2 separate regions of the Homo sapiens genome follow, and region 1 is linked to region 2. Evidence: chromatin contacts called from ENCODE Hi-C or POLR2A ChIA-PET data. All regions are on one chromosome and are shown on one strand. The core of a region is the stretch at or near the end of the contact, and the rest is flanking DNA. Distances in the headings are between cores, read along the strand shown.

Evidence for each region. A loop is a pair of places that touch in the nucleus more often than their neighbours do. ChIA-PET counts read pairs that join two places held with the same protein, here RNA polymerase II (POLR2A). Pooled maps may share reads with other maps.
Region 1: a loop to region 2 is called in a map of gastrocnemius medialis, with 4 times the contacts of the local background. The contact joins two enhancer-like sites. A Hi-C loop is called at or near these places in 1 of 168 maps with a recorded cell type or tissue (gastrocnemius medialis) and 2 of 50 pooled maps. POLR2A ChIA-PET finds 5 or more read pairs at or near these places in 1 of 52 experiments (GM10248).

What each region holds. Positions count from the first base shown.
Region 1 is chr2:127,410,362-127,417,601 of GRCh38, reverse strand. No RefSeq gene overlaps it. Among named protein-coding and RNA genes, the nearest start is that of PROC, 4.4 kb to the left of the region's middle. RefSeq lists enhancers at 1,012-1,071, 1,452-2,214, 6,388-6,437, 6,578-6,777. Within about 2 kb of position 3,606, at least 4 of the 41 ENCODE cell types and tissues checked have a DNase peak (open chromatin) inside an H3K27ac peak, as active enhancers do.
Region 2 is chr2:127,138,898-127,146,305 of GRCh38, reverse strand. No RefSeq gene overlaps it. Among named protein-coding and RNA genes, the nearest start is that of BIN1, 35 kb to the right of the region's middle. Within about 2 kb of position 1,750, at least 8 of the 41 ENCODE cell types and tissues checked have a DNase peak (open chromatin) inside an H3K27ac peak, as active enhancers do.

The sequences.
Region 1 (7,240 bases), core at 2,357-4,856, 270 kb before region 2:
CTTCCTGCTCCGAACCGGGCTGCACCAGAGATGCCCCCCTTTCCTCCCTGCCCTACCTGTTCCTGGGAAGACTTGCCCACGTTCCTTCTCCAAGTCTGCACCTCTAAACGGGGCATGTGACCCTGCCTCGCTGGCTTCCATTGATTGCACAGGGAAGTCACCAACCCAGGGGATTGATCAGAGGAGTAGGGTCTCACACTGTCAGTACACCATAAGTACCAGACTCGGAAGATTGAGGCCAGGTCCTGGGCATCCATGTTTACGCTTAAAGCAGAGGAAGCTGATGAGAAGGAAGATGCAGGTGTGCAGAGGGGGACTGAGGCCACGGACACCTAGAGAGTCCCAGGGAGCAGCGGAAGGAGGCCCCTGCCTCCTTATGATTGGTGGCACATCCTGGCTTCGGGTGCAGGAGGGTCCCCATGCCCTCCTAAAACCCTATTCCTCCTGAAGTTTCTTTAAATTGGCTGGAACAGCTTGTGTTGATTGTAACCAGATGCCTCCTGCTGAGGCACCACACCATGCTGGGCTGTGGTGGTACCAGGCCCTCCTAGAGGAACAGGGTAAAACTCTAACACTCTAACAAGTCAGGCCCACCTTGCCCAGGGGCAGGTACACATAGGAAATGCTTACAGAATTCAGAGGAGAGGGCAATCAGTACAAGCTGGCATAGCCAGGGGAGGCTGCCTGTAGGAGGTGACACTTCAGCTGGACATCAAAGAGCAGACAGGAGGAAAGACATCCCCCCCAACCCCACCCCAGGTTGGGAGACAGTGGGGAGACACAGAACACAAGCAGTCAGGAGGTGCTAGGAGGGGTGGAGGTGGAGAGGAGGTGGAGGGTGAGGCAATGGATTTTGAAATCGAGACTATGAGAAGTGGAGAACCAGGAGCTGTTTGTGACAGGCTGTGGCAGCTGCCTAGAAAAGCAGAGACAAGCTTCTGGGAACTCAGACAGGAAGCATGAAGACCCCATGCACAACCACAGAAGGCACCAGCTTGTATGTCCCTGTTTGCTTCAGGCGTCGCCCCCGCAAGTCTGCAGAGATCACTGCCCTCTGCTTTGCCTTCCAGGTGCAAGATGTTGTGGGTATTCTTTTGGCGCCGCTTCCCTTCCCCACCAACTTCTCGCCCTCTACTCCTCCCCACCCCAGCACAGGCAGCCGCTCCAGGGCAAGTCTATGCAGGCTCCACACACTGATTCTGACCTGCATAAATGGACTCTGCCCGGGGCACCCATGTCCAAACCAGCCCAGGTGCCCAAAGCACCGGCACCGGTACGAGCCAGGGCGGCTGCAATGCTCCCAAGTGCCCAGTGCTGGGGGTTGGGGGTGCCACGGCTTGGCAGGCTGCCCAGAGGGCGGAAGGGTCCTCTGCAGAGCTCTGCACGCCTGTCGGCCGACGGGGACTCTGCACGGCGGGCTGCGTCACGGCCGCCTCATCGGCTGGCAGCGCAGGAAACCCCGTCACCTTCTCGAGGTAGGGACAGTCCTGCCGCCAGCCGTTCCTGCGATCCCAGGGTCTCTGCAGTTACACCTGGTTCCAGCCGGGGGCGCCGCGCCGCACCGCTCCTGCGGAGGAGCCAGGCGCCCTTCACAGGCGCGGCCTCACCCGCTTTACTTGTCAGGTGTGAGTCGCCCCACGTGCACCCGAACGCGGTCAGGTCCACCCAGGAAGCCGGAGCAGGACTTTGGGCAGCGAGCTCGCTGTGAGTTAGAGAGCAGAGGGACACCTGTGGCTAAGGAATTCGCTGCATGGATGAAGACCCAAGCAAAGGAGCTAGAACCAAATGTGTGTGGGGCAAGGCCAGCCACAACTACCGGAGCAGGCGGGGTTCCAAAGCCCTCAGCTCTGGAGTCACGTTCCCACGGCCTTAAACCTCCGCTAGCCTTTTTCTGACAGGGGGATTTAACTTCCCTGTGTCTCAATGTCCACATTTGTAAAATGGGGTCAGCGTCCGTCTCAGGTGACTGTTATAAGGGTCACGTTAAATCTTTTATTAATTTTTTAATTAAAAAAGTTTTGAAACAGGGTCTCTCTGGCTCTGTCACCCAGGCTGGAGTGCAGTGGCGGGATCACAGCTCTCTGCGGCCTAGATCTCCTGGGCTCAAGCGATTCTTCTGTTTCAGCCACCTCAGTAGCTGGGATCACAGGCCCGTGCCACCACGCCCAGCTGATTTTTAAAAATTTTTAGGAGAGAGGAGGTCTTGCTGTGTTGCTCTAGAACTCCTGACCTCAAGTGATCCTCCCTCCTCAGCCTGCCAAAGTGCTGAGATTACAGGCGGGAGCCACTGTGCCTGGCCTTATTTTTAAGTATTTTATACAAAGTGGACATGGCCTGGGACTTAACAGGACTTCCCACAGGCCTGGGAAGGTCAGGGAGGGGCCGACTAGGAGGGGAAGGGGTCAAGGACAGCTGCTGCTGTGTGGAAGCTCAGACTGCACAGATCCGTTGTACAGATTAGGGCTGATCATTCAGTCAGCCCTAACCTGTACAACACTCCCCACCCCTTGCGTTTTGGCCCTGGCTCTGCCAATAGATGCCAGAAACCCAACTTGAGCTCACTCTGCTGAACAGTGATGAGAGATGGGCTGGTGGTCAGGGCTGACGGGACTAAGGTTCCTTCTCACCCCATGCCACTCCCCTGTGTGGGCATTGCCCATTCTCCATTCTCTCTGCAGGGACGCTGTGCTGCTCAGCCCACCCCAGGCAGGGCAGGGAGGACAGACACTAGAGAGGCTCCCGGGAGCTCCCTGGTAAGAAGTGGAGTGGGATGGATGCAGTCCAACGTCTCTCTCTTTTGTTGTTGTCAGGTTATTGTGGTATAATTTACACACAGGGAAACTCACACTTTAAAAATGTACAGTTCTGCTTGTTTTGACAAATGTATGTTATAGTGCATCCACCACCACATCATGATATACACATTTTCATCACCCTCAGAAATTCTGTGTTCCACCCCAACTCTTGGCAACCACTGATTGGATTTCTATCTCTATAATCTGCATTTTCTAGAATAGCATATAAAGGGAATCCTACAGCACATATATATATTTTTTTGAGTTGGTGTCTTGCTCTCTTGCCCAGGCTGGAGTGCAGTGGTGTGATCTCAGCTCGCTGCAATCTCCACCTCCTGGGTTCAAGTGATTCTCCTGCCTCAGCCTCCTGAGTAGCTGGAATTACAGGCACACGCCACCACACCTGCCTAATTTTTGTATTTTTTAGTTTCACCATGTTGGCCAGGCTAGTCTTGAATTCCTGACCGCAAGTGATCCGCCCACCTCAGCCTCCCAAAGTGCTGGGATTATAGGCGTGAGCCACCGTGCCCAACCAGTACATAGCTTTTTAAGACTACCTTCTTTCACTCAGCATAAAGCTTTTGAGATTTATTCATGTGGAATTCTATATCAGTACTTTATTTCTTTTTATTGCTGACTGGGCTCCATTATATAGATGTGCCACAATCTGTTATCCATTTGCCAGTTCTTGGCTATCATTAAATTAAGCTGCTAGAACATTTATGTATAGGTCCTTGTGTGGGCATATGTTTTCATTTCTCTTGGGTAATATCTAGGAATAAGATTGCTGAGTCATGTGGTGAGTACGTGTTTACTTTTGGGAAAAAAAAATAAAGTCAAACTTTTCCAGAGTGGTGGTGGCATTTTGCATTCCCACCAAGCAATGTCTGAGTGTTCCTGTTGCTCTGCATCCTCACCAGCATTTGGTGTTGTCGGTTGTTTTTTAATTTTAATTTTCAATTTTTAGCCTTCTTAATAGATGTGTAGTGGTATCTCATTGTAGCTTTAATTTTCATTTCCCTCTTCTCTGGTGATTTTGAGCATCTTTTCCTGTGCTAATTTGCTATTTATATCTTCTTTGGTGAAGTGCCAGTTTAAGTCTTTGGGCTGTTTTTTGTTTGTTTCTTTGTTTTTGAGGGTTTTTTAAATTGAGTTTTTAGAATTTGTATGTATCCTAGTAACAAGCCCTTTGTCAGCTAAGTATTTTGCAAAAATTTCCTCTCAGTCTGTGACTTGTCTTTTATACTTAACAGTGTCTTTTAATGAACAGATGTTTGTAATTTTGATGAAGTCCAATTATCAACATTTTCTTTTATGATTCGTGCTTTTGTGTCCTACCAAAGAACACTGCCTTATTCAAGGTCACAAAGGCTTTCTCTTATGTTTTCTTCTAGAAGCTTTATGGTTTTTCACTCTTACATTTACATCTCTGACCCATTTTGAATTCGTTAATTTTGGTATATGGTGTGAGGTAGGGGCCAAGAATCATTCTTTAAAATATATGGAGATCTAGTTGTCACAGTCCCATTTCTTGCAAACACTATCCTTTCTCCCATTGAATTGCTTTGGTGCTTTGTTGAAATCAATTGACCGTATATGCATACATCTACTTCTGGACTCTATTTTGTTCTGTTAATCTATCTTTCATTTTTATGCCAACATTATAATGTCTTAATTGCTATTACAAGATTCAAGTAACTCATGAAATCAAGTAGTGTAAGTCCTCCAACTTTGTTCTTATTTTTCAAAATTGTTTTGGCTATTCTAGGTCCTTTCTACTTCTATATAAATTTTAGAACCAATTTCTCAATTTCTAAAAAAAAAATTCCTGGTGAAATCTTGATTTGGATTGAATTGAATCTATAGAACAATTTAGGAATAAAAGACATCTTAATGTTGAGTCTTCTCATCTATTAGCATGGTATTTCTCTACATTTATTCAGCTCTTTGTTAATTTCTCTCTCCAATGTTTAATTGTTTTCAGGTATAGGTCTTGAACATATTTTGTTAAATTTATCCCTACTTATTTCATGTTTTAAAAATGTTATTGTAAGTGGCATTTTAAAAATTTGAACTTACAATTGTTTGTTGCTAGTGTTTATAAATACAATTGACTTTTTAAATTGAGACATTATTTCTTGATTCTATAAACATGATAAGATGATCAACTATCCCATTTGTCTGGGATTGTACCATTTTTAACACTAAAAGTCCTAAAGAAGAAGCCAAAAAGTTAAAGGGAAGTAAACTCTCCCTTGGGAAGAGAAAAGTCGAGGTTTTCAGTGATTGATACAGGAGATTAGGGGAAAGGTATAAAACCCACATGGCAACCCCAGAAACAGAGGCCGAAGGCAACACTGGTTTTAGTGCCAAATGGGCACATCACCTTCCTTAGTGTCTGTTGCTGAGGACAACCACCATGATTTGTAGTACACCATAGTGGATCATCCATTATTATGTCACTCCTTGTGATGTAACTTAAGCGCGCTATAATCTTGAACGTGACCATCCACTTTGCCTGCGGATTAATTGTTGTGCTTTGTATTGAGACACTGCTAGTTTAATTTTAGCATGGTGACTACTGAGGCCATGTTTTCTTAAGCATTCAGGTGATGAAAATGAGGAAATGGTGTTGCAATATCAATGCCCGCGTGACCCAAATGGCCATGTTATTTTAACGACAGGAGGAGTGACACAGACAACTGGATGAGGGAGGTAAAGAATCAAAACAAGGGATACTGCGCAATAAGCAGAGAGAATTCGGGGTTGGGCATGGTGGAAGAAGGGACTGTAGAGACTGCCTCACAAGTCCTCAGTGAGATAGGCAAGTATGTCCACATTAACCAAAAAGCTTTTTGTCTCCACAAAAGACACCAATTGAAAATAGTGGCTGCTGAATTAGCTAGGGCAAACTACAAAAATGAATTTGTGTGATTGTGCTGCTCCTTTGATTGTTTTTTGAAACTGAGTAGGGGCACATTTCCTCATTTACAGGCTGTAACTGAAATATCACGTGGGTGAACAAAGGGAGAAATGTCGATGGCAGCTGTGTTGACCCTTTACAACATGCAGCGGATTCTGCCAGATCCCACCAACAATCATGCTTTCTACAGTAACCAAGTGCTGCATCCAATCATGGCAATGAAAAACAGTTCTCCTAACTTGTAAATACTTTGATTTGAAAAAATGGAGTTTCAAATCATCCTTTTTATTTCTATGAAGATTTTAATCCACCTGCAGAAAAAAAAAAAGAATGTTGATGCTATCTTGTCCAAATACAAACATGACTTTGCCCATCTGTCTGCCTATTTGGCAGACCGTGCAAATGTAAATTTTTGCAAATTCCATGCAGTCTATGAACGCTTTACCAAAGAAAAGTTAAAAATATTAGCCACGAAGTGTCCTGCACATTTTGTACACATCAGTAAAAAGGGGTGGAGTTTCCTTCCCTGTGATATTGATGCTTTCAAAATGAAAGCTTTTATTTACTTTTCAGTTTCCTCAAAGCATGAAAAAGCACTTAATGAGATTTTTCACATTCCAGAAATGGAAGGAGATGGCCTCCTTTGGACATGTGCCTACACGAGGGCTGTCACTGTTGCCAGGGTAAAAAGGCAGCCTGCCATACAACCATATTTTCAAAGCATGGGACAAGAAGAATGTCCTTGTCTAATTTGGAAATATATTAAGAATGAAAATAGAGAAAAAGATTATGGTTAAACAGTCAAACTGAAATTTATAAGTTCTTCCTCCAAAACTGCCTGATGATCTTTGAGGAGCCCATAAGGGCTCTGGAAAAGCATGAACTGACTGTCCCTGAGTTGTCGATGTTATAGGTAGGTACTGACAAAGCTCATATAATGAAAAATGACTCATTTTTTGGAAACGAAACCAAAATGTCACCAGAAAAGGACAGCCAATTTAAACAAGACTTTCTCACTTCTTTACTAAAACTGTAACTTATTTGGAATTCAACTTCAACTTCAACTTCACAAGTTCAAAGTATCTTTGTGCTTTAAAACTATTTTTCCTGAGAGAAACACAGACAGAGAAGGAGAGAGACAGAGAGAGGTTTAACTTACAGTGACATCCAGTGTGCTCAGAAATGTTCAAAAAGGGCCGGGTGCCATTGCTCACGCCTATAATTCCAGCACTTTGGGAGGCCGAGGTGGGTGGATCAGCTGAGGTCAGGAGTTCGAGACCAACCTGGCCAACATGGCGAACCCTGTCTCTACTAAAAATACAAAAATTAGCCAGGCGTGGTGGCACGCGCCTGTACTCCCAGCTACTTGGGAGGCTGAGGCCGGAGGATCACTTGAACCTGGGTAGTTGAGGTTGCAGTGAGCCGAGATCACGCCACTGTACTCCAGCCAGGGCGACAGAGTAAGACTCCAACTCAAAAAAAAAAAAAAAGTTCAAAAAGGATGGATATCTTAGCCATGGAT
Region 2 (7,408 bases), core at 501-3,000:
GGAACACGTGGCCGGGACCATCAGCCAGCACAGTCCCTTTCCTGTGACCACAGCCCCGGCTCTCAGCAGACTGCCAGCACCTTGAGGGCAGGGTCTGCATGCCACTCAGCTCTGGGTGCGGCACAATGGTGGCTCCCAGACCTGGCCTACCTGACAAACCCCCAGGGGCCCCTGCCCAGGGCTGGTCCCAGGCATTTATATTTTTAATAAGCTCTGTAGGGAATATGAATAATTAGTTTTGGGAATGGTTGCTGCATGGTGTTTGTATACAGTAAGTGCTTTATAGTTGCTGGTGTAATGGGAAAGACTGGAGTCAGCTTCCCAGGAGTGATCATCCTGGCTGTCTTTGAGTTGCCCATGGACACAGAGCTGCCAGGACCCTCTTTGCATGTTTTGAGGTGGTCCTGTCACTCTGGGTGGGCAGACCCTGGCCCTCCTTGTTGGTGAGATGGCACTTGCTGACAGGATCAAGACCTTCCAATTCCAGGAGCTGGAAGAACCCCAGAGGGTTGGGACACTTGAGAAGACAGCCAGCTTGAAATGGGCTCACCCAATTAGTTCCAATCGGGCCACCTCAGGATGACTCAGTTAGAATGTCAGGGCCTTCTAAAATTAATCACAGCTGCCTCTGAAATCAGCACCTTGCATGAAGTCCCCAGCCCCTCTTGGCCCCACAGAGGTCTTGGGAACTTGAGGGAGCTGGTTCTGGCCCAGCACCATCTCTCAGCCCCTCAGACATTCATCTGAATTTAGATTTGCTAACAGGCAGTTTTCCTTCTGCTTTTCCTTTTTTTTTTCCTTCTAATCCTCTCCCTTCTAACTGCAAGCAAAGGCTATTTTTATGACCAGGGGTTTCATTTCTCAAAAGGAGGATGACAGGAGGTGGATATTTTAGTACAGTGTCCTAAGCTCTCATTAATGGAAGTTGGGTACAAATTTAATCCAATATATTCAGTTTTTCTTCCTCTCAAGATGGGTTTTTATTTCTTCTGAATAAAAAGGTTGACTATGAACATTGTAAATTCAGGTAATACAGGAAGTTCTACAGAAAAAAGGAATAATTGCTGGAAATCCCTTATCCAGAGAGAAACAATTGTTGGCATGTTGATGCATACTTATAAAAAACCCTCCCAGTGCTTTTCAAAAAACCCCCTAAAAGTCCATAGACTTGAAAAATAAAAATGCATAATTTGCATATATGGAAATAAATGATAATTCCAAGAAAGTCTTTGGCTTCTTTGTGACAAGAAAGTCTGTTGGAGGAAAGAAATCAGCTATTTGGAGGCTCTACATCAATGTCACTTTTAACCTTTCTCTCTGTCTGATTGTTAGATTATAAATTTAAATTTAATTCTTCTAGAAGACAGTTGGATTCATGTATATATACAAAAAGACAAACCTGCCGCGGCTGCAGCAAATACAATGGTAGGAATTTATCTTAGAGCAGAGTTTCCCAAGCTTTCTTGGTTCTTGGTGCCTTTAGTGTTTCAGAAATGTTTTCATGGCTTTTCCTAGGCCAAAAGAAGCACCTAATAGTTCCATTTAAGTAGTTAGGTCCAAACAACAATTTAGTAGTTGTTTTAAAAAAGTAATACACAGAATTTGAAAGAATTTTTTTTTTATTTCATACTTAAGTAACATCAGATGGCAACAATGGCCAATAGGAGGCAATGGAACAATGTCTTCAGTATTCCGAGGGACAGAGATTTGCGGCTTGAAGGACTGTTCATCAGAGGGCAGTGCCTGCCTCATCTGCATGCTGCCAGCACTGCTCCAGGGCTTGGCTCAGCCAGAGTAAATGCTCAATGCATCTGTGCTGAATAAGTGAATAAATAAACAAATGGATGAATGAATGAATTTTTAGGGTTGTCACACTTTCCAGTTTTTCTTCAAAGTCCTTGAAGAAGAAGGCGTTGGTCCCTGAAGCCCCAGCCTTGAAAGTTTCCTCTGCATCAGGAGCCAGGAAGGCCCTGGGGCAGACGGCCCAGGAGAGAGCACCGGGTGGGCAGGCCCAGGAAATCAGTAGCCCTTTGCTTTCAAAGCCTGGTTTGGAAGAGAGTATGATTCAGTGGTTAAGAGGCCACAGACCTGACTCCAGAGTCTCCCTGTGTCTCAGTTAAATCATCTGCAAAACAGGAATAACACTAGTCTCTGTTCTCATAGCGAGAATGACCTGTGTGTGTCTAACAGCTTCCTGGTACACAGCGTTCCTTAAATACTAGCTTTAATATTAGTGGTTGATCTCTTAGAACAACTTTCTGCTCTCTAAAATGGAAATGACAACATTGAGCTCTCAGTAAGAATTAGAGGCAACACTTGTGGGTCGGCCTCGTCTCTCCTCCGCCCACTGTGAGATGTGAGAAGGCTGTGATGGGCCTGTCTGTGCTTTCCCTGCGGGTCCCTGTCTCTCTCTGAACTTTCTCTCCTGACCCTCCTGGTTTCCACACTAAAGAGGAACAGGAAGTGAAAGCAATAAAAGTGGGAAAAGGGCCTTTTTCTTTAAATTAGGGATGTGCTCTGATGTTCACCTCCTCTGTGAATTTTTTTTTCTTTTTGAGATGGAGTCTTACTCTGTGACCCAGGCTGGAATGATCATGGCTCACTGTAGCCTCAACCTCCTGGGCTCAAGTAATCCCACCCCAGCCTCCTGCGTAGGGCTACAGGCGGTGCCACTACACCTAGCTAATTTTATTTTTGTAGAGACAGGGTCTCACTATGTTCCCCAGGCTGATCTCAAACTCCTGGGCTCAAGCAATCCTCCCACCTCAGCCTCCCGGTGCTGGGATTACAGGCATGGGCCACCGTTTCCAGCCTGTGAATTGATCTTGATTTGGGTTCTTTGAGAGCAGCCAGCAGGCTGTGCTGTGTCTGACATGTAGAATTCCTGGATAGCAAGGCTTAGAAGCAGGAGAACTAGCTCTTGTAAGATCCTGGCTCTGGTCACTCCTGTTCATTCCAGAGCTGAGGGATCCAACTGACCCTCTGTCTCCACTACCCTTGACTGCTCACTCCTGGAAATTCACCAGTCTACATGTGCTCTGCAGAGGTGAGAGGACCTTTGGAGGAGCAGAAGGATGGTGGCTGTGGAAAGCTGGTGACCCTCAAGTCCACTTACAACGGAGATGGCTGTGTGTGTGACATCCCCTTAGTGCTAGACTCAAGCTAATCCTTTGGGGAATGTTTGAGGTGGACCAGGGGCCCTCATTTTTTTCTCTTTTATACAGGTTAGGACTCCTAGGACATCAAGTGGTAACTCATCATTATCACCATCACACAGCAGCTGGAACCAGCAGCCTCACCAGGCCTTTCTCCTTTAATAATGACAAACATGGTGTGCAGTCTGGGCCACTTAATCCTGTTCTGCAGATGGGGACTCTGAGACATAAAGAGGTAAAGATCATGCAGGTGACAAAGCTAGCTGAAGATTAGTATTATGAGATATGAGAATAGTAACTGAAGGGTTGATTTGTAAATGTGAAAAATTGGAAATCAGCCTTGATTTCCAACAATAGGGTATTGATGTGTAATACAACCACACAGTAGGGTATTGTATAGCGACTAAGAATGATACAGCAGTATTTGTTGACCTGGGAACATTTTTCACAATATGCTTTAAAAAAAGATAGATAAGTGCTTATTAATAATATAGGTACAGGGACTCAAGTCAAAGTGGGGATATATTCTAAACTCTGGCGACCAATTTCCTAAACCATGTAGTTTTTGCTATAGAAAACATCTAGCTGTGGGTCTACTTGTAATACTCAGTATATTACCTTATTTCATATGCCATTTATTTTTTCTTTATGAAAATGGTGTCATTCATCTTTATTAATGTAGTTGAAATTCATAAACTTTCTGTGTGAATCATTTAATCAAGAAAAATGTGTTACGGGGATAGATTTTATATAAATGAGAATGAAATGAAATGTTTCATTAAAATATGTAAAAGTTGCCCAGTATATCTTAAGGAGAAATCGTATGTGTATAATATTATTGTATTTTTGTAAGATAAAACAAATGTTGTAAGACCTTAAAAATATTGTTAGGAGAAAAAAATACACGTATGCATAGAAAAATGTCTAGAAGGATAAATGCTAAAATGTTCATCCTGGACCTCTGCAAGATGGGGCTATGGGTGATTTTTTACCCCTTCCTTTATTGTTCACCTGTATTTTCTAATTTTTCAATAACGTTCATGTGTTACTTATTTAGAAAAGACAGGAGATGAATGTTTAAAGTGATGGATATGGTAATTACCCTGACTTGATCATGATACAATGTATATATGCATTGAAACATCACACTGTACCCCATAAACATGTATGGCTATTATGTATTAGTTATAAATAAAATATTAATAAGAAATAAAAAGATAAGGGGGGTACTGGGCTGGGAGTAAGGAGACTGCATTCTGACAGCAACTCTGCCTCTAACTGACTGTGTGATCCTGGGCAAGTCCTTTCCTTTCTGGTTTTCGAGTCTTCATCTGTAACACGAGGGGTTGTTAGCAGACAGGAAGTTCCGCGAGAGCTGGGACCATGTCTGTTTTGTTCTGGCAGTGTCTGTAGCACAGGCTATGCTCTGTGTATACTACATTAACGAGTGTGTGCATGAGTGAATGGAATTAGCGGCTGTGATCATTGGGAGAGTTTTGGAGACATGGCCTGCTGCAGTGGTCCTCCAGTGTGTTCCAGAAGCAGAAGCCCGGGAGGTTGTAAGGCTTTTTCTGGATGCTTTGGAAAAATCACGGGGCAGAGCTTTGCATTCGACTTACCCGCATGGGACGGCAGTGGGCTTAGTGTTGAACAGAGTTGAGTTAGGGACGTAGTGCTGCTCTTTGCCGGCAGTGAAATCTTGAGAAAATTTTGTATTTTTTTCTCTAAGCTTGTCTCCTCATTTGTAAATTGAGAGTTATTACTAATACCTAGCTCATAGGGTTGCTCTGAGCACTTGAAAAATCTATTTAGAAATTAGCTAAAAATGGCAGACTGAACCCCAACCACTTTTTCCTGTCCCAAACCCTTAGAAATACCAGAAAAAATAAATACATGTCATCCAAAAATGTTCTAGGAGACGAGAAGGGGCCTCGGTGGATTTAAAGTTGCGAGGAATTATTGAAAGAAGGAAATTGGTGGGGTTGAAAGGAAGAAACCACTGCCCAAAATACGTATAGGGAGACCTGCTGTCATAGGCAGTTTTGAAGGGAATTTAAGCTTGAAGATGGTGAATGGGGTGGTGGTGACTGGTAGGTCGTGGGTTAGGATGTTGCAGTAGGAACCACAAAGCCAGCCAGCTATCTACTCCTCCCACCACACCTTTCCCACTTAGCCAAATAGCAGGCAGCAGGGATCTCTGTCTCCCTCCTGCCAGTGTGAACGCCCAGCCTAGGGAGGCAAGGTGACACTCTGGACAAACGGACCTCGGATGCAGGCACACCACGTCCACCAGCTTGTTTTCCACCCACGGTCATCTCTCCCACACCGTGGCTGGAGGCATCACCCATAGACTGGGTAACAAAGAACCTCAAACACAAGACGAGCACACACCAGAGCCGCTGAACACTGAGGAAAGCACTGCCATGACTGGGACGCAGAGCACAGGAAACAGACTGATACCCAGATAAACAGCAAGCAGAGCACACGGACGAAGCACAGTTAATCTCAGAAAGCTGTGAGAGGAAACGGTGTGAGGCCTTAGAAATAAAAAAGAAGACGCTCAAAGGTATATTCAAAAAGGGGCTTTTGGAGTATGATCAGACTGGATGTAGGTCAATAATAGCATATTAGTGAACTGGAAAATCAAATTGAGGACTTCATCTAGAATGCCCCGCAAAAAGAAGAGATAGAAAGCATAAAATAAAAGTGAGGATATATGAAGACTAGATTCAGAAATGTTAATACCTTTTAAATAGGAGCTCCAGAAAGAGGGACTAGAGAGGTTGGATGTGGGGAACGCTAAGATTAATAGAGAAGGAAATTTCTCAAGTCTACAAAAGACAAAAGTCCTCATCCTGAAGGGGCCCACTTCATGACAAGCAGAACAGAAAATGATAGACTGGCTGGGCTGAAACTTAGAACATGAAGGATGGAGAAAAGGAAAACAGATTACTCCTAAGAGAAAGCAGACTAATATTAGATTTAGCTACAACACTGCATGTTGGAAGATCTTCAGAGACCCAGGGGAAATATTTTTAGAGATCTAAGGGACACATGTTTGAATCGGCTAAAGCCATCATTCAAGTGTGAAGGTAAAATATGTAAAGACAATTTCAGACATCCACAGATGAGAAAATGAGTCACCTTCCATCCTACCTGTAGGAGGAGGTACTTCAACACAATGAAAATAAATCCAAGAGAAAGCTACAGATTCAAGAAGCAGTGGTGAGTAAAGGAATTAGAATTTGCTGCTAAGTCTAAATGGAACTGGAACTAAAAGCTCAAGTGGTATTAACATTGCAGGTGGGGAGGAGAAGGAGAGGAAGGAAGTCCAAGTGGGCTAAGGTTTGTGCTTTGCCGAGCATAATGACAAGGGGCACTACACTTACACAGGCTATAAGGGAAAATAAAATAATGGACAGATGTTGGAGTTAAAATTTAAAGGTAAGCACTTAATCAGAAATTAAATGAAGAAGAGCTGGTCAATTGATAAAAAAGGAAAACCGTGGGGAAAAGTAGAAAGCATGGTACATATATTAATAAATATAAAACAATATGGCAGAAACAAGCTTTGACATGTCAGTAATCACAATAAATGGGAATGGTTTGAATTGTCTCATGAAAAACAACAAATCAGGAGGAAAAGAAATCCCTAAAATGCAGCTACATGCTATTTCTGAGATACAAAGAAATAATGACAGAAAAATTGAAAACGAAAGGATGGAAAAAAGGTACATCAAATATATGCTAACAAAAAAGGTAACAAGTTTAATAATGTCATAAAAATGGAATTCAAGGCAAAACAAAAGGAAAAAAGAAAATATTTCATAATGATGTAACAATTATGAACTTTTATTCATCTAACAACCTAACATCAAAGTATTGGGAGAAAAGCACACCATGCTGTTTTGTTTACTATAGCCTTGTAGTATAGTTTGAAGTCAGGTAGCGTAATGCCTCCAGCTTTGTTCTTTTTCCTTAGGATTGTCTTAGCTATGTGGGCTCTTTTTTGGTTTCAGATGGGCTCACAGGAAACTGGTCACAGTGTCTACTCCCAGGGAAAGAATCTGGGTGATTGGGGGATGAGAAGAAGAGACTGTTCTTCTACTCTATGCCCATTGGTACCTCTTAAAATAGATATTTCTTTGACCCAAAATGGAGATAAAATGCATAGGTACTGGAAAGGAAGAAAATTGTTTTATTAGCAGATGGTACAACCTTCTACTTGGATACCCAAGAACATTATTTGGCAA